Linked DNA regions of Homo sapiens: regions 2, 3 and 4 are each linked to region 1. Evidence: chromatin contacts called from ENCODE Hi-C or POLR2A ChIA-PET data. All regions are on one chromosome and are shown on one strand. Each heading gives the region's core, a stretch centred on a gene start or an enhancer-like site at or near the end of the contact. The rest is flanking DNA. Distances are from core to core; before and after follow the strand shown.

Region 1 (4,857 bases), core at 2,358-4,857:
CTGTGCTTTTGGTGTCATATCCATGAAGTCACTGCCAAGATCAACGTCATAGAGCTTTTCTCCTGTTTTTTTTTCTTAGGAGTTTTACAGTTTTGGGTCATACATTTAAGTCATTGATCCATTTTGAGTTCATTTTTGTGTATGACATAAGATAAGGGTCCAATTTCATTCTTTCGAATGTGGGTATTGTTTTCCCAACACCATTTGTTGAAGAGACAAAAGACAAGTGTTGGCGAGGATGTGAAAAAACTGTAATCCTTGCACATTGCTAGCGAGAATGCAAAATGGTGCAGCTGCTATATAGAAAACAGTATGAAGGTTCCTCAAAAAATTAAAAATAGAGCCACCATATGATCCAGCAATCCCACTTTTGGGTATTTATCCAAAAAAGTTGAACTCAGGATCTTGAAGAGATAATAGCATTGCAGCAGTATTCACAATAGCCAAGATGTGGAAACAACCTAAATGTCCACCAAGAGATGAATGGAAAAAGAAAATGTGATACACACATACAGTGGAATACTATTGCTTTTACAAAGAAGGAAATTCTGCAATACGTAACAACGTGGATGAACCTTGAGGATATTATGCTAAGTTAAAAAAGTCAGACACAGAATGACAAATATTGCATGATCCCATTTACATAAGATATTTAAAAATGGTCACAGAATCAAAGAGTGAAATGGTGGTCGCCAGAGGCCAAGGGAAAGCAGAAATTGAGTTACTAGTCAATGGGCACACAATTCTAGTCAAGAAAGATGAGTAAGTTCTAGAAAACTACAGTACAGCATTTTACTTACAGCCAACAAAATAACATGTTATAGACTTTAAAATGTAAGAGAGTAGATTTCCTGTTAAGTGTTCTTATCACAACAAAATAAAATAGAACAATGCAAGATGTAATAAGTTTAATAAGGAAAATTATGTCAATGAAGTTGGGGCATGTTAAGAGGAGTCTGGGTTGTAAAACAAGGGAGTCTAACTCTTCTCATTGATTCAAGAGATAATGATTGATTTAATGGCCATATAGCATCTGGTGGAGTGCATGAGTGGCACATGCTATGTGAGCAATGCAAAGCAGTCATCTTTCTTTCTTTGCTGGCCAGACCAGAGCCAGAGCTTGTTGAACTCTTCTGGGGTATGCACTTTAAGATGGGCATTGGCATAGAGAGCTCTGAGAGGGAAATGGCCCATAACAAGGAGATGGAAATCCACGTCATGCTGTGTGTGGATGCAGTTAATTAAGGGCAGGGGTAGCGCATGGTGTCAGTCCTCACATCTCTGAGGGCTGTCAGAGGGTGTTCTGATTTAGTGCCTCCCCAGAATAGGAAAGACTGTTGTCCACCCTGGAGGGGCCAGCCCAGAGCTGGGCTACCACTGCACTGTAATATTAAGGTGGAAATGAGTAGACTCTCTTCCATGCCTCAGATGTCCTGTATTTTTCAGTAAGTTTTGACTATATGTTCCATGAGGGCAGGAAGTGTGACTGTCTTTTGCACCCTTAATTCCCATATCGAACAGTGCACCTGGCACATAATAAGCACTCAGATTACATGTGGAGTTGAATTGAAGGTTCTTTCTCTCCATAAAGGTGTGTGTTCCCCACGGCTGAGCACTAGCCCATCTGAGCATCTCTCTCTCTCCTCTCTCTGATACCTCATTCACTCCCACGATTTCAACCCTCACTTCTCTATGGAGAAGGGACCCCTGAGTCTATGCTTCTTGCTAGGCCCACATTTCCCAATTCCCTGCTGAATTATTTCCAACTGGAAATTTTATTCTCTGTTATTTGCAGAATTGCTAAGTTCAAACTCCTCATGGTACTCACCAGAAAAGCCTTCTCTCCAATTTCCCTGCTTCAGTACTAATACACACATTTCTGCAGCCATCCATTTCTCAATGACAGCACATCAGCAGGCACTCAAGGTTCTGAAGAAGACATGCAGAGTGTAGCTTGTGATTGGTCAAAATGAGACTGACAGAAGCTGATCACCGAGGCATGAGCCTGGCATACCAGCCATTACAGGTGAGGGAGAGGCTCATTTTGGTCAAGTATACATTTTTTTATATATGTATATTTTTTATTATACTTTAAGTTCTAGGGTACATGTGAACAACACGCAGGTTTGTTACATATGTATAAATTTTTATGTCCACTTAATAAGTAAATTCATAATTATCACCTTCTCATCAATAACAAAGAAATGAAAGAATGCAAGGTAGTTCTATTCAATGTGGGCGTGTTTCCTCCAATCATGAAGACACTCTTAAACCCCAGCTTAGCCATCATTGTTGAAGAGTTTAGCGTGCTGCCTAAATAGACTAGATGCTTAATACTTATTTGTTGAATGAATAGAAATAAATCTATTTTCAGGGAATAAAACAACATCAGAAATCTAATCCTATTTCTCTTCTGGCATAGGACTACAGCTATTGAGCACTTGAAATCTGGCTAGTCTGAGTTGAGATGTACTCTAAATATAAAAGCAGCACTGGATTTCAGTCCTAGGATGTAGAATATTTTATTAGTAATTTTATATTGAATATTGATTATATGTTGAAACAATCATATTTTGGGTGTATTGAATTAAATAAAATACATTATTAAAGTTAACTTCACTTGTTTCTTTTTACTTTTTAAATATGACTTGTAGAGATTTTAAAATTATATGCCCAGCTTATATGCTATTTCTATTGGACAATGTCGTTGCAGACCCCTCTGTGGGTGCTACTGAACTCCTATTCATATTTTGGCAATGAAGAGGAGTTATTTGTTCTATGGGGGGCCCGTTCCATTGTATGGTAGCAGCCTAATTGAAAGAATATTAAGTTGAAATTAGTTTTTCTATCATTTCCATACTTCAATCCCAGGCAAATGCCCCACCCTCACCTTGTAATTTCATCGGTCAAATGAGGCAGCTGCGCTAGGTGACCTTGAGGCCCTCTCCCTGTCCAGCCATGTAGGAATCCTCTATTCCTGCCCTCCTCCCCCTTCCACCCAACAGCCCTCCAAATCCTTTCAGGCAGCCCTCAGATCTCTTCTTAGCTTCTGCCAGCTTTTCTCAGCTCCTCAGCACCTCTGAGAGCTTTGCAAATCATCCCTTCACAGCATCATCATAAAATATCTCACCGGAGCCAGTTTGAGGGGGAGGCAGCTTTTGCAGCTCCCAAGAGGGCAGATGCCACTCCCTGCCACCAGGTCTCCATGGCCCCTCCCACACTTGGAGAGTGAGGGCTCCGGGGAGGGTGGCTCTACTTCACTGCAGAGAAAATGCAGTCGGTGAGAGAAAGAGATACACTGAGGCTCCAGAGAGTGTAAAACAAGCATCTCGTCACAAAACAGAGAGGAAACTAAGTCTGGGATTTATTGCTGAGTCCCTTCTTCTGATAAAGAAGCCAGAGGAGCATCAACATTTTCCTTGGAGTCGGGAGTCCTTGGCACCCTCTCTCTGCAGAGTGAGTTCCATCTGAAAACTCTCCTTGGCTGCTCATGCCAATCTGCCTTTCTTCCAAACAAGGACATGAAATCACTCTCTCTAGAACGCAGATTCCATAAGGCTCCAGAAAGAGACTAGGTTTCATTTTAGCCATCAAGGCCCTCTGGCCCCATGCGCTGTTAGCTGGGTGGCCCCTCTTGGCAGAATGACTTCAAAGGGTATTTCCCACCTAAAAGGCCAAATATGTTTTTATAGTTACACCCTCACAGCTTCATTCTTCAACTCAGTGTCTCAGTTCCCTTTTTGCTGATTTCAAATAATGTCCTAGCAGCTTAGACTTATTGCTTTCCCCCTTTCTGTTCAGGTTTTGGGGAAATATTATATTATATATATATTATATATTAATATATATAATAAATAAATATATATATATATATATCATATATATGTTAAAAGAATCAGACTGTAAGCCATTGCCAGTGCACCCCTCAATTATCGGTGAGTCTCTTTCTTAGGAGTCAGCAGTCACTCAGCTCCGTGATACTGCATCTGTGTTGGGCTACACATAAGACAATGATCTACTCCTGGTGTGTTTTGTTTCCACAAATGACTGCACATATTTCCAAATTTTTCAATTGCTTAAGAATAATTGCAGCCCCCAAAGGCCAGTTGTTTGCAAGTCATTTCCCTTGGCATAGACAATCTAATCCATGATCCATATTGGATGCAACTCTCCTGATGTCCTCGACACCCAGAATTTGCCAATACATGTTTTTGAAATTAAGAAGAATTAATACATGAGGCTGGGCTTCTCTAGTCCTGTCTTAATCATGGGTAAAATTCAGCATGGGCTGTATTCCTTTCAGCAATGCCCACGCCATGCCAGCTACTGGACTTGGAGAACTTGAGGAGTGAAGACAACAGGCAATTATCATACTGTAAATGTGTACTGTGTTAGGGATGGTATAGGCAAGACTCAAATCAGCACCTTGGCACCATCAGAGCTAGTTTAGCTGTTTATAGCTCAGACTCATTTTGGTTGGTCAGAAGAGACTCCGACCTAGCTGGTGGGGGCAGTGGGACAGTTGATAAGCCCTGGAGGATTTGTCAACACCCATGGGACCAACAGAGGCAACAAACTCAAACTTTTCCAGTGAGGATGAAAGCCACACAACCCTGTCACTGTATCTTTGGGCTGACCCTCTGACCTCTTAGATGCTGAATCCACCCCTGCCTTCCTGTTCCTGCCACTGCTGTCTTCCTCACCAGGCCCTTCATGCTTGCCTCCCATCAACTGTCTCAGGTCCTGATGCCTGGCAGCCACCCAGACCCAGTATAGCGTATTTTGTCCTCGGGGCTTTTCAGAAGCCTTGAGCTTCTTGACAAACTTTCGCTCCAGTTGGAGGGAGGTCATGTGGTA
Region 2 (4,596 bases), core at 111-2,610, 680 kb after region 1:
TCCCTCATGGGACCCCTGTCATATATGCAGTCCATTGTTGACTGAAATGCTGCAACTGTGTGTATTCCTACATCTCCCTACATACGTAGAATATATTATATTACATATGTATTAGTGTATAGTAAATATTCCTACATATCATATAATATATAGGAATATATATAACTTTTAAAATATATTAAAATACCTTAAAACTTTTGATGCTCTTATAAGTGGTATTTTTAAGTGTTTCTGTGTACAGTGTTGTGTTTAGTTAGTATGTTTTAAGAGCTGATTATGACCATCTTTGATAAATACTTAAATACTTGTGTTGCATGAGGTACTGCTTGGAGGCTGGGCACAGTGGCTCATGCTTGTAATCCCAGGACTTTGGGAGGCCGAGGTGGGCAGAACACTTGAGGTCAGGAGTTCGAGACCAGCCTGGCCAATGTGGTGAAACCCCCATCTCTACTAAAAATACAAAAACGAGCCGGGCGTGGTGGTGGACACCTGTAATCCCAGCTACTAAGGAGGCTGAGGCACGAGAATTGCTTGAAGGCAGGAGGTGGAGGTTAAAGTGAGCCGAGATTGTGCCATTGCAATCCAGCCTGGGCGACAAGAGCCAAACTCCGTCTCAAAAAAAAACAAAACAAAACAAAACAAAAAGAGAGAGAGAGAGATACTGCCTGGGACCAGAAATATGGACACTTTTATCTGGCTGATGGCCCATCACGATTACTGCTCTGTTCTCACAGGGTTGAACATTTTACTCACTTTACATGATTTTAAACCACTGTATCCCATTGACTTCTGTTGTTGAAACAGAGGATTTTGGCAGCCTGGTTCATTTTCTCTTGTATATCAGGTTCTTTGGGTTCACTATTTTCTTTTTAATAAGATCATGATATTTCAGTGTTTACCTATAGCTCACCCACCATTTAGGTTTTATTTCCAGTGCTCTCATGCTTCCCTAAATCCTGTACGAAAGATGCTATGTCAGGAGGCACGGTGACTCAGGCCTGTTGTCCTGGCACATAAGAAGGCGAGGTCAGGTGTTTGAGACTAGACTGAGCAACATAGGAAGCTCTCATCTATTAAAAAAACAACAAAAAAACCAAAAACAAAAAAACATGCTATGTCCTTGGCTATTCGAGCCACAGCTTTGTGCATTGACACACATCCAGCATCAGCAAGCTTTTTCTAAATGAGAACAAGCGTCATTCCTTTGTCCATTTGTCAGACTTGTCACATATGTCTCTATGGGATTATAGTTTTTTTAAAAAAAGAAAAGAAAGTAAAGGGGGAAATATCTGTAGGTTCCCCTTGCCTGTGTGTTCCTCTGCTTTCAGCTCTTCAGCACAGGCAGTCTCGGTCACGTGGCCCTGCTCACGCAGGGCCCAGACCCACGCTGCGAAGCTCTGTATGATTGTGTTTTGGGTTGCAGGAGGCAGAAACTCAAAGTGAAACCAATGAAAAAAACCAATGTGTTCTTAATGGTTTTTACCTAAACCATAAATCCCTCTCTTCGAGGGAGAGGGGAATCACCCAAGATTTGGCCCAGTTCCCTCATTAAGTTCCAGGGCTATATTTGTCTGTATTTTTTCTTTTCTTTTCTTTTTTTTTTTTTTTTTTTGTTCATATGTGTGTCAGTTTGGTGACGACCTGTGTCCAACTCACTCAAGGAAGATATTTAAAATGCAGATTCCAGGGCCTGATCTAGACTAAGGGAATAAGACAGTGGGAAGAGGAGGAGGTAGAGAGTTGAGTCTCCTGACTCCCTGGTGGTGCTGACAGTCAAACAGGACTTACTAACAATGATGAAGGTATTATGGGCTCAGATTTTTATCCATCACTACATTATCACTAAATTTTTTTTTTTTTTTGAGACCAAGTCTCACTCTGTTGCCCAGGCTGGAGTGCAGTGGTGTGATCTTGGCTCACTGCAACATCCGCCTCCTGGGCTCAAGCGATTCTCCTGCTTCAGCCTCCCGAGTAGCTGGGACTACAGGCGCACACCACCATGCCCAGCTAATATTTGTATTTTTAGTAGAGACGAGGTTTCACCATGTTGGCCAGGATGGTCTCGATCTCTTGACCTCGTGATCTGCCCACCTCAGCCTCCAAAGTGCCAGGATTACAGGTGAGAGCCACCGTGCCAGGCTTAATTTTTATATTTTTAGTGGACACAGGGTTTCACCATGTTGGCCAGCCTGGCCTCGAACTCCTGACCTCAGGTCATCCACCTGCCTCAGCCTCCCAAAGTGCTGGGATTACAGGCATAAGCCACTGCGCCTGGCCTAATGGAACATTTTTTACCAGGTTTAAAATAAGATATCTAATGCCAGATGCTGTGGCGCACACCTTTAGTCCCAGCTGCTTGGGAGGCTGAGGCAGGAGGTTTGCTTGAGCCCAGGAGTTTGAGACCTGCCTGGGCAACATAGTGAAACCGCATGTCTATATGAATAAAATAAATAAATAAATAAATAAATAAATAAATAAAATAAATGAAATAAGATAGCTAACACTTATTAAGTGCCATGTGTCAGGCAGGCACTTCACATTTAAACCTATGTGTAGGCTACTATTGTTAGTCCCACTTTATAGAAAAGGAAACTGAGGCACATAGAGTTTAAATGCTTTGCCCTGAGTCAAACACCTGAGGCAGAATTGTCATGTTCTTTGACAATCTTCAAAGCAAATTCACGATATTTGTTAATTACAAAATAACGGAGTCTCTGGCACAAATGGGCCCAAAGAGTCTGCTTGGATCATAATCATGCCTTGGTGCTATATTAGGTCCCTTATAAATTATTCATTCTTTTAGCAAGTTCTTACTGAGCATTTAGAGTCCCCGTGGCTTGGGACAGGTATTCCACAAAAGGGAGGGATGTACAGGAAGTTATACAGACAAACTAGAAACTTCTTAGCAGATGCCTGTGCATAAATGAGAGGACTTGGATTAGGGCTGGGGGGAGCGGTGCTGACAGAATTACTGTCCAGAGAGCTGTTATCTTGTTATCTGTTATCTTGGCTGTGTGCTAAATGTTTTAGGTGTATTTTTTTCATTAATTTCTCACAAGAACCCCACTGGGTTAAATTCTATGAATAATCTATTGAACAGGAAACTGAGGCTTAGAGATGTGAAGAGACTTGCCTGTGGTCATATGGCTTCGGCCTCATGGTTGTGATATGAAGGCAATGCGTATCTCTCTCTGGACCCTGGCTTTCATCCGCTGGATTTTCTGCTTTCGTCAAATAGGATTTTGTTTTCTAGAAGAGAACTGCCATCCCTCTGATAGTGACCCAGATGGCCCCATCACTAGGATCACTCTGGGCTTTAAAGAGATCATGGCTTATGATGTCAGTCATCGTTGGCTTGGCCTCTCTATTTTGTCCTCTGGTTCTGGTGTCCTCACCTGGCCCCTAGGGAATCCTTCAGAAATATTAGTATCAAGGCCATGTCCATGGCCTATAACCAGATTGGCAGATGTCTGTAGGCTGGAGGAAGCCAAGAACTGTTTTTGAAGGAGCATCATGGCTTTGTCCATCCACACTTACTGCTGTGCAGAGGTGAGGGGCCTTCTGTCCCTACTCAGGCTTCTTCATTTTCACTAGAGGATGTTCAATGTTTTGTATTGTTCCCTATGCAGATGGGTATTCAATATAATTTTTTTTTTGAGATGGAGTCTCACTCTGTTGCCCAGGCTGGAGTGCAGTGGCGCGTTTTCGGCTCACTGCAAGCTCCACCTCCCAGGTTCACGCCATTCTCCTGCCTCAGCCTCCCCAGCAGCTGGGACTACAGGTGCCCGCTGCCACACCCAGCTAATTTTTTGTATTTTCAGTAGAGACGGGGTTTCATCGTTATAGCCAGGATGGTCTCAATCTCCTGACCTCGTGATCCACTCGCCTCAGCCTCCCAAAGTGCTAGGATTACAGGCGTGAGCCACCGCATCTGGTCTCAATATAATTGTTTTTGAGCCACTTCAGAAGGGTAAAATGGAAGAAACCTTAGAAATTTGATGTCTCCATTTTACTGAAAAAGGAAGGAAAAACCTACATATTAAGTTACTTATTCAAGGTAACAACTAATTAGTGGCAAGACTGGAATCCAGTTCCTGACGCTCAGTTCAATATCTTCCTTTTACCCCTTTAATCTGATTTTACGCGAGGACTGCCCTAATGAGTCTGAATCTTGTCATGAATAAGCTGTAAGAAATTCAACTTCAAAATGATTCCTGTGGTGGGGCTTTGTTTTCAGAGGCAGGTTTACCTTCCTAATTATGAATTATTGAGGTTAATGATAAAGTGACTTTACATTTCTAAATAAATAGCGGCAGGTGATGGCAGAGGATCTCCTAAAATAGTATCAGGTCAGCTGGAAACTTTAATATTCAGCAAAGTAGAAAACCTACTTGTTGATATTACATTTGCTTATACGTGTTTTTAATGAGAAAGAAGAAAATCTAACAAAAAGATAAGAAGAGATGAGGTACATGTTGTTGTTACCATAATTATTGCATTTTGATCTATTCTCGGCCTGCTTCCTTACTGTGGAGGCCTCAAACACACAAGCATGGGTTGTCACTTATGTCATCCCTGTGACCCAGTGTCCTTGGA
Region 3 (4,697 bases), core at 183-2,682, 750 kb after region 1:
AGGGGAGGTGACTGCCTCATTTCTGATGTGCTTGTTAGCTACAGGAAAAGCATCTTAGTATTCTACCTTTGTCTAGGACTTGGGACTGGGAGCAGGTATTCCGTTTAAGTTTTATGTGCCATCTGTATATTTTCAAAAACATTTAACATGATCTTTATTTCAAGCTTTTATAGCCCTTTCAAGTTGCTCTAGGGGACTTAGCAAAACAGGTAGACAGTAAGTATGGATCAACTGAGCACAGGAAAGAATGGGATTTGGGAAGATCACATTGTTTGGATTTTCTGCTGATACTAAAGCTGGATTTTTACTACACAGGCAGGGAGAAATTACTGTCCTGTGGTGGACCTGGTGAGAGAGGTGGCATATGACTAAGCAAGTCAGCTGACCTCAATTAAAGGGCTGTGACCATCTGTACAATGGGACCAGTACCTCCTCCAACTGTTGGTCTCAGCTGAGTGAGATTCCCATGTCTGAGGAGGTGATCAGGGGTGATGATGACTTTTGATGGAACTGACCTCACACAGGTTTCTGGGGGAAAAAACCCACCAAACTTTATTTTAAGAATTCTAAAACAATTTTACAATTCTGATTTGAGTAGAAGTTTGATTTGAAAAGGGACTTCATCTGCACCTTCTCTCTTGCCTTTGTTTATAGATGTCAGTAATGCCCGTATTTTAAAAAGTTGAAATGAGTTATAAATTATATCTTAAGGATTTTAGTTTGTTTTGAAGAATTGTTTAATTGGCTAGGATTTCTCCCCCCTTCAGTAGCTTCAGATCCCAATGGCTAGGCAATATGGAGATAATAGTAAACAGGATTTTGTAAGAGATGTTATTTATTTATTTATTTTTAAATAGAGATAAGGTCTTGCTATGTTGCCCAGGCCGGTCTCGAACTCCTGGGCTCCAGCAACCCGCTATCCTCAGCTTCCCAAAATGTTGGGATTACAGGCATGAGCCACTACCCTCAGCCTGAGACATTATTTGAGGAGGAGGTCATGAATATATAATTAACTTAGGAGTACAAATGAAAAGTTTTCTCTTGAACCTACCTTTTTGAACAGAAGAGGTGATTTTTAGGTATAATGGTGTGCAAAGTAACAAATAACAGCCTCTAAAGACATTTAAAACAATAAATAAAGCATAAATATCTTTATTCAGGATGAACTGAGTTCTGAAGCCTGATGTTTTCAAGAGTTCTTTATTATCAGGTGGCTTGTGAAAGCCCGTCGTTAACCAAACGTGTTGTGTTTGCCTCAGAATTTTATTAAAAAGGTATGCATAGGTTCATATCCCCCTTATGTGAGGTGGCAGTGAAACAGAAACTTGATAGAAATATTGAGGAGGGGAAAAGATGAAGCCACCGCGGCACCTGGCCTCCCTCTTTCACTTCCCTTTCCAACTCTGCTCCTTTGAGATGTTCTTCGAGAAGATGGAGGAAGCTTGCTGGGTTTAGGGTCATCACCCAGGATCTGGCGACGGGAGTGCCTCAACATGGGGAGTTCCCTCCCCAAAGCCCAGAGCTAATTCGTCACATCCAGCTGCTGTCAGGAGTTGAGCAGTCCTGTCCCCTGGCTTTCCTGGGAAGGCCTGGGTGGAGGCGGCAGGAGCAGGCAAGGGACCAAGAGAGTGCCTGCTAGACCTGATGCCTCTCCCTTCCCCCCTGAGCCCCCAGGGAAGGAGCTGCCTTATAGACTCGGGTACAGGGAGGCAGGGAATAGAGGGTTGGAATCCAGAAAAGAGGGTGGAGGGCATGACTGCAGTTACTGCCATTGTCTCAGGACAGACAGACCAAGCCCTGGTACAGAAATTGTTTGGCTGTTGGCCTTTTCTCTTCAGATGTTTACATGCAGGAAGTGCCTTTGATAAAGTATGGTTTGCTAACATGAGTATGATATGCATGCGCATTTTTGGATGCCAAACACATAGGCAGATGAAACTAAGAAGCCAGATGCTAAGATAGTTGTTGATGAATTGAAACTAGCCTAACTGGCTCCACTGTTGGAGTCATTTGCTCAAACTACTCCAAACTTTTGTTTGGTCTACTGAAAACATTAGTTGGAAAGGTACAGCGTTAATTTAAGGCAGGGAAGCCTCCAGCACGTGAGAGTCGTGTCTCTCTCGGTGATGCTGGGAGGGAAGGATGGGAGATGAGAGTCATTTCACGGCCGCCTAGCTCCTCCTCTTCCTCTCCCTGCCCTGGAGCTGCAGCCTCAGCTTTCAGAGTCTCTTGCCTGGTGGTAGGCCCGGCGAGCGGTTGGATTTTAAGTATCTCAGTTATTTTCAGTATCATCAGTCATCACTTTCAGAGTTCCTTTTCTTTTTCAAGGGTACCCAGTCTAACTGTTTAGCTCCTTTTCAATAGCCCTCCTCACTCACTTACGCCTAGTCAGGAAGATTAATAATGTTAACTGATTTACTATCACTGCAAAAAGCATTAGTTAATTAGACTTTTACACCTCAGTCAGATGGCATTAGACACCCTTTGTGCACTTTAACTCAAGGATGTTAAAGACCTAAATCTTTCAGAAAAAAAGAAAAGAAAGAAAAAGGACAGGCACTTTTCCAGTTTAAGCTGCATGTTGGTCCATGTTAATTAGGCATTTGTCCTTTAGTCTGGAGGTGATAGAAAATGCCAGTTACTGTGGTATTTAACTGACATCAAACTCCTGTCCAAATAATTCAGTTGGGCCCAGCCTTCTCTCTTAATTGGTGGGAAGGAAAACTTCGGCACACACCCAGAATAGGGAGGAAACTGTTACGTTGAACATTTTGAAGTTTCATTCTGAAGGATCTGAAAGACACTTGAATATTTTTTAAATTAACTATCCAGTTGAGCTTTTTAAAAACAGTAACAAAAGAATCTCCCCTCAAACTTGAGCTACCCCAAATGATTAGCTTTTGTAAGTCTTCAGAAAATGAAAGTTTAGTCATTGTAATCCAAGGTCAAAGTGGTGGTTGTTATCCAAAGCTCTTATAGATTTATGTATCTGTTTGGCCCTGTTTTAAACAGTGCTCTGAAAATTGACAGTTTTCTAGCTCACACTCGTATTTCTTTATTAATACCAGAAATTCACAAGTGGGTTAAGGCACCCACCAGTATACACATTTAAAAATCAATATATGCTAGCATATTGGGACAAAAGTGACATGAATATGATTGTTTCATGGGAGCAATTAGATGACACTTTTTTTGTTTTGTTTTTAAAAGTAACTTGTTCCTAGTTGCTGGAGAAGGTAATCCTCCGTAATAAGAGTATAGTTTACCTTATTCATGAGTTACGTAAAACAATTACAAAAATAATGAAAAGATTTTTTTTCTAACTTAGTAGGTAGCCTTATTTGACTCTAAACCTTACTCACTTTTGTGTATGGTTTCTAGCCAAAGGTTCACACATGTGAGAACATTTCACTTTTAGTACTGAACTACTTTTTCGTGCACTGAATGAATACAATATGTTAACACTCCTGTAAGGCCCAGAATTGCTTGGCTGCCCCTTGCCCTGCCTGCCTGGTACTGGCTGAAAAGGTACCATTGTTTGTTCTGCAAACACTGAGTGATGTTTGTTTCCAAGGTGACTGGTTCTATTGCTGCCCTTTAAGCAAAGGTGGGAGGGGGGATGGGGGAGAGAGAAAGTTGGCTTCAGACACCTGAGAGCATCCTGTTCTGGGTACAGTGTGTGTATGTATATGTTTGTAAGTTGAAATTTTATTTTAACTGAGGTAATTGGAGAAAAAGGGATAGTGTAGAAATGGGAGGAAAAGACAGTATCAGTAAGTTAAAAATATCAGTAGGTTCTGATGTTTAACTCAATATACTTTGAGTGAATGTAATGGTAAATGTTAAAATTAAAGATCTGGTTTGACTGAAGTTAACTTTACATTTGGAGTTAAGGGGAGAAAAATAGATAACTGTTGAAATGTTAAATTTATTTTTGCATAAAATAGTTCTGCTATAACCTATGTGTAGCTATTCAAACAAATAAATATTCGACAATATAACTGAATTGGTTATTGATCAGGTAGTTGGGCCTTCAAAAAAAAGTATGAGAATATGAAATATAAACAGATTTAAGTTCTGTAAAAACAAAATCTGTAAAATCATTCAGGTATATTTGTGTTCAAAATTTTCCAAAAAGATTAGATTAAAAGTATCTTTTAATTGGTGATATATATTGACTCCATTAGACTTTGGAAATTTATATTTTATCAGTCAGAACTTTTAGATTCAGACTAGAAAAAAAATTCCTTCTTGGTCCTTTCCCCCACCCACCCTTTTTATTGTACATAGATGCTGTTAACAGAACTTTGCCTTTTTCATTCCTATCAGGTTTAGTACAGTTCATGCGCAGGTTTCAGTAAACATTAACTACTTTTATCAGAGCTTGCAGTGTGCTGAATGGTTAGCAAAGAGAGTGTACTGCAAGAGACAGATGAAAATGAGAGAGTCCAAGGTCACATGGATTTTGAATTTTTTTTAATTATTGAGAATTTAGGGGAAAGACCATCAGGCTTCACACTTTAAATCTCTTTATGTGGGCCTGCCACACGGCGTCTTTGCCAGCTTTTGTATGTACTGAAGCTAAAACATTTGTTCAGATGCTGATTGGCAAGGCAAGTGACTTTAAAACATGGTTTTTTTTTCTTTCAATTAAAAAAAGTTTTATTCAGGGCTGCCTTCTAGGATGAAAGATTCTC
Region 4 (4,746 bases), core at 54-2,553, 760 kb after region 1:
CCACAGTCTGGTAAGTTGTATACTGTTGACAGCTCATTACCTACATGTTAAACTGCAAAATGTTCCTAGATTAGTAGAACTATTATTTTTTTTTAAAAAAAGTAGCTTTGTGGTTAAATTCTGATGCCCTTAAAGAGATCACTTTCTCCTGTTTTGGCAAAACAAGTTATCAGTCCACACGTGATTACATAAATAAAATTGAAACCCTTTACTCTTGCTCCTCCCTACTCAATTAAAGTCAAGGGATTCCAGTAGTGGTATACACACACACACACACACACACACACACACAAATCCTCCAATGTATTTACTTTTCACATTTTTAATACATTTTAGCGGACTGAGCTTTCTAAATTATTAGCAACTAGTACATAATCATGTTGCAGTAAATAATTTTTTTAGTTAGTGAGAAACAGACCGAAAATAGGAGGTTAAAAACAGTTCATCTGTTTTGGTGAATAGAAGTGAATGAGAGTAGGGTAGAAATTCTGGCTGATTTTATAAAATATCTCAGATCTGTTTGATAGGTTGGGCTTAAGACTGATGATGTGGGCATCCTCTTTATAATGAAGTCAGGCTAAGCGAAGCTATGTTGAAGTATCAAACAAAGCCTGAAATCCCAGTGGCTCAACCCATAAAGTGCCGTTGCTTGTTGGTGTAGAATCCTCTGCAGGTCTGGCAGCTCTCTAGTATAGCTCCCTTACAAGTGGTAACCCAGGGATCCAGGCTGCTCTTGTCTTATAGCTACTCTGTCATTACACATGCTTCCAGGTTGCCACCACAAGGAAAGAGCTAGTGGGTTACATACTGACTTTGAAAGGCTGCAGTCTGGAAGTGATGGCTGGTACTTGTGCTCACAGCTCATTGGCCAGGACTAGTCATGTGACCTGCCTGACCACAAAGGTATACGGTTGCCAGGAAATATGGAAGAATATGTGGATATTCTTTGAGCAGTGAGCATCTTTGCTTTATTCTCCTTTTCCATTTCATCTCCATAAGGTTCTCTATGCACATAAACTAGATGAAGCTTAGGCCTGAAGCCTAGAACATAATGACACTTTGGTTCTCAAAGTGTGGTCCCCAGACAAGCAGCATTAGCATCACCTGGGAACTTGTTAGAAACACAGATTCCTAGGCCCCACTCCAGCCCTGCTGAATCAGAAATGTGGAGGTGGGGCCCAGAAATCTGTTATCATAAGCTCTCCAGGTGCATACTAAAGTTTGAAAATGACTGCCCAGTGGGAGTACAATGTTTGTAGCACCTGTTGAACTCATCACTGGGGACGTGAAGGACTAATAGACACTTGCTAATGTGAACGTACAGTATGTGTGCTCAGGTGTGAGCATGTATATGATAATAAAAAGCACTGAGGGATGGTATCATGTGTGCCAGACAGGTTTTAGCACTTTATAGATTTGACTAATCTATTTCTCAGAACAGTCATATGATTTCAGTATTATTATTGTCTCCATCTCACAGATGAGGAAATTGCAGAACTGAGAGGTTCCCTAACTGTCTAAGGGTCAGGCCACTTACCACTGCTGGCAAGTGGTAGAGGCAGGATTTGCGATGTGGTTCCAGAGCCTACTCCTTAACTACCATGCAATTCCGCTTGTTCATCTTTGGGTGGTTACCCACCGGGCCTTAAGGTAGTCTTTTCATTTTTTCTTGAATGGAGACAGTCTGTCAGAGTTCGCAGGAAGTGTGGTGTGCTGGTGACAGTTCACATTCCAAGTTAAGCCCCCTTACCACGAGCTTCATTCGTTGGTGGTTTACGTGTGGGGGGTGCTGGTGACAGTGTTGGTCAATACTAGAGGGGCATGGCTAGGCAGCAGCTGCCCAGTCATTTAAAACTGAACAATAAATAGAACGGGGTTGTTAGGGGCGGAACGAAGGGGCCTAGTGGGAAGTGGTTTCTCAGAGGGAGATAGTTCAGTCGCACTAGAAGAATATTTTCTTCAGTTAACCTATGTGTAATTTTCAGGCTTATGAGAAGAAAGGCCCTGTTCTCATCACCCTCCCTTTTGATTCTTCTTTGGTCTTTTTCCATCATCCATCTGCCTGCCCTGAGATGCTCATCTGAGGCCTGATTCCATCAGGTGGTCTGAAGAAGGTTTCTATGAAGTCTTTATGAGCTGGACTTCAGTTTTGTTTTGTTTGTTTGTTTGTCTGAGACAGAGCTTTGCTCTGTTGCCCAGGCTGGAGTGCAGTGGCACGATCTTGGCTCACTGCAACTTCCGTCTCCCGGGTTTAAGCGATTCTCCTGCCTCACTCAGCCTCCCGAGTGGCTGGGATTATAGGCCTGTGCCACCACACCCAGCTAATTTTCATATTTTTGGTAGAGACAGGGTTTCACCCTGTTGGCCTGGCTAGTCTCGAACTCCTGACCTCAGGTGATTGGCCTGCCTCAGCCTCCCAAGGTGCTGGGATTACAGGCGTGAGCCACAGCATCCGGCCAGGACTTAAGTTTTAATAGAGAAAATGTGTTTTCCCTTCCAAGAAACCTGATAAAATAGTTTCCTCCCCTTGCACTTGGGAAATCCAGATAGAGTTAGATGTGATTTAATCTTTTGAATTTTGAACTGATTGAAAAGGATTTTCCAAGTGACATTAAGAACTTGCATCCTTTTAAATTTTTTAATTATTAACTGCATTTTCTTTCTTCCAGGTGGGTCTATTATTTGTTGTTGTTTAGGTGTCCTTTGCTGGCCCATGTATTCCCTTGGCTTCTTTGTCTTTTGTGTTCAGCAGACTAGAACTGAGACAGCTCCTTGGCAGCTCTGTCCTGGACAGTACCGGCTTTAACTCTAGGTAGAAGATAAAGATAGCATCACCCCTTTCGGGTTTCATGTTGGCTGGGAACAGCTGCTAAGCTTTGTATAACTCACAAAGTAACATTTCATTCCAGATTTGCTGAAATTTTTAGTTTTCTGCAAGCCAGGGCTTAACCACGGGGTTTTTTCTCATTCACACTTAAGAGTCTAGACTTTTCGTTTGAGAAGCAGTTGCTTGTCTTGGAGTTTAGTAATTGAAGGGAACAGAGGTGGGAGAGGGAGGAAATTATTTGCATAAGTTGTTTTAAAGCTCCGTCCACTTCCTTTCCCTTCATCACTTTAAATGGTTTAATTTGCTTAGGTACTTCAGCAGAGGTGTAGATAATTGAGGTAAATCTCGAGTCAAATCTAAACAAAAGAAAGAACTGACCTAAAAAAGAGCAACTGAACTCACACTAATTGAATCACAGATTTGCTCAGACCAATCTAACCTGTGAGGAAGGCCAGGGAACACTGTGCCCTTGATGTGCTTTTTGCCTCTTAAGAGGGAACACCAGCCAGTCCCTTGTGGCTCTCCCAGCCACCTTCCGCACTGAGCCACATCTGGGTTAGAGCTGCAAAATTCACCCTGAAAAAAATGTGAAAGCCATTTTGGGTTGGACATTTGTAAAACAAATTTTTTCTCCTTTTGGAGACCTGGTGCCCTTGGTATTTGTATATAGAATCCACTTGTTTATTCTTGAGGAGAGCAGCTATGTGTGTGAATTGGGCATCCGTTGGAAGAAACATAACAGGCTTGCCTGTAACAGCTGGAATATAGTTGCAGCCCTTTGAAATAAGACAATCTTAGTTTTCCTTCCTTCTCCTTAGCCAGCCATCCAGCGTAGGAAACAGGATGCTGTGTACGTACCCTGAGTAGGAGGAGAGGGTTCCAGAGTGCCACTTGGCTGCTCCTGTGTACCCATTCTTGTTCAAGAGCACCTTGAGATCACATGGTCTTAAATGCCAAAGCTGACCAAGAGCTGCCCCTCTGTTCAGCTTCGTCGTCCCTGGCTGTTGGGGAGGACTTTGTCTGTCTGACTGCCGCTGGGCTGCCTTGCCCCAGCTCCCTGGGGTCCTTTGCTCCGTAATCCATCAGCTCTTCTTTTCTCTTCTTCTTACTCATAGTATAAGACCCGACTGCCCATTTTTTGGAGATGACTAATTAATTAGTAAAATATTTGGCTGGGCGCGGTGGCTCACGTCTGAAATCCCAGCACTTTGGGATGCAGAGGCAGGCAGATGGCTTGAGTTCAGGAAGTTGGAGACCAGCCTAGGCAACATGGTGAAACCCTGTCTCTACCAAAAATACAAAAACTTAGCCAGGTGTGGTGGGGCGTGCCTGTAGTCCCAGCCACTTAGGAGGCTGAGGCACAAGAATTGCTTGAACCCGGGAGGTGGAGGTTGTAGTGAGCCAAGATCGTGCAGCTGCACTCCAGCCTGGGCAACAGAGTAAGACTCCATCTCAAAAAAAAAAAAAATTGAGTGCCTACTGTGTGCACATGTACCCTGTGTGACCATGGGCCAGGCACAGTGGTTCATGCCTGTAATCCCAGCACTTTGAGAGGCTGAAGCAGGTGGATTGCTCGAGCCCAGGAGTTCGAGACCAGCCTGGGCAACATAGTGAGACTCCGTCTCTCCAAAAAAAAAATAAAGTTAGCATGGTGTGGTGGTGCGCACCTGTGGTCCCAGCATTTGAGAAGCTGAGGTCGGAGGGTTGCTTGATCCTGGAAAGTCAGGGCTGCAGTGAGCCATACTCCAACCTGGGTGACAGAGCAAGACTCTGTCTGTCTCTTTGGGAAAAAAAAAAAATCCAACTTACGAGTTCTCTTGTGCTCCCTCTCCACTGTTCCTCTTTGCTCTTTCATCCCTCCTGACTCCAGAAGAGGGCTCTACCACTCGCTGCTAATGCCTTCACATTTGTCTGGATTC

The links. A loop is a pair of places that touch in the nucleus more often than their neighbours do. ChIA-PET counts read pairs that join two places held with the same protein, here RNA polymerase II (POLR2A). Pooled maps may share reads with other maps.
Region 2: a loop to region 1 is called in a pooled map, with 6 times the contacts of the local background. The contact joins two enhancer-like sites. A Hi-C loop is called at or near these places in 1 of 37 single-sample maps with no recorded cell type and 2 of 50 pooled maps. POLR2A ChIA-PET finds 5 or more read pairs at or near these places in 1 of 52 experiments (activated B cell).
Region 3: a loop to region 1 is called in a pooled map, with 6 times the contacts of the local background. The contact joins two enhancer-like sites. A Hi-C loop is called at or near these places in 2 of 37 single-sample maps with no recorded cell type and 3 of 50 pooled maps.
Region 4: a map with no recorded cell type shows a loop between it and region 1 (17-fold over the local background). The contact joins two enhancer-like sites. A Hi-C loop is called at or near these places in 5 of 37 single-sample maps with no recorded cell type and 2 of 50 pooled maps.

Annotation. Positions count from the first base shown.
Region 1 is chr6:6,387,789-6,392,645 of GRCh38, forward strand. All of the region lies in intron 4 of LY86-AS1 (LY86 antisense RNA 1), which reads right to left. Among named protein-coding and RNA genes, the nearest start is that of F13A1, 70 kb to the left of the region's middle. RefSeq lists enhancers at 3,516-3,565, 4,514-4,683, 4,814-4,857. Within about 2 kb of position 3,608, at least 6 of the 41 ENCODE cell types and tissues checked have a DNase peak (open chromatin) inside an H3K27ac peak, as active enhancers do.
Region 2 is chr6:7,072,576-7,077,171 of GRCh38, forward strand. No RefSeq gene overlaps it. Among named protein-coding and RNA genes, the nearest start is that of RREB1, 33 kb to the right of the region's middle. RefSeq lists an enhancer at 1,085-1,324. Within about 2 kb of position 1,361, at least 5 of the 41 ENCODE cell types and tissues checked have a DNase peak (open chromatin) inside an H3K27ac peak, as active enhancers do.
Region 3 is chr6:7,135,604-7,140,300 of GRCh38, forward strand. All of the region lies in intron 1 of RREB1 (ras responsive element binding protein 1), which reads left to right. Among named protein-coding and RNA genes, the nearest start is that of RREB1, 30 kb to the left of the region's middle. RefSeq lists an enhancer at 1,409-1,478. Within about 2 kb of position 1,433, at least 32 of the 41 ENCODE cell types and tissues checked have a DNase peak (open chromatin) inside an H3K27ac peak, as active enhancers do.
Region 4 is chr6:7,153,153-7,157,898 of GRCh38, forward strand. The region is part of intron 1 of RREB1 (ras responsive element binding protein 1); the gene reads left to right. Among named protein-coding and RNA genes, the nearest start is that of RREB1, 48 kb to the left of the region's middle. RefSeq lists an enhancer at 3,295-3,961. Within about 2 kb of position 1,304, at least 5 of the 41 ENCODE cell types and tissues checked have a DNase peak (open chromatin) inside an H3K27ac peak, as active enhancers do.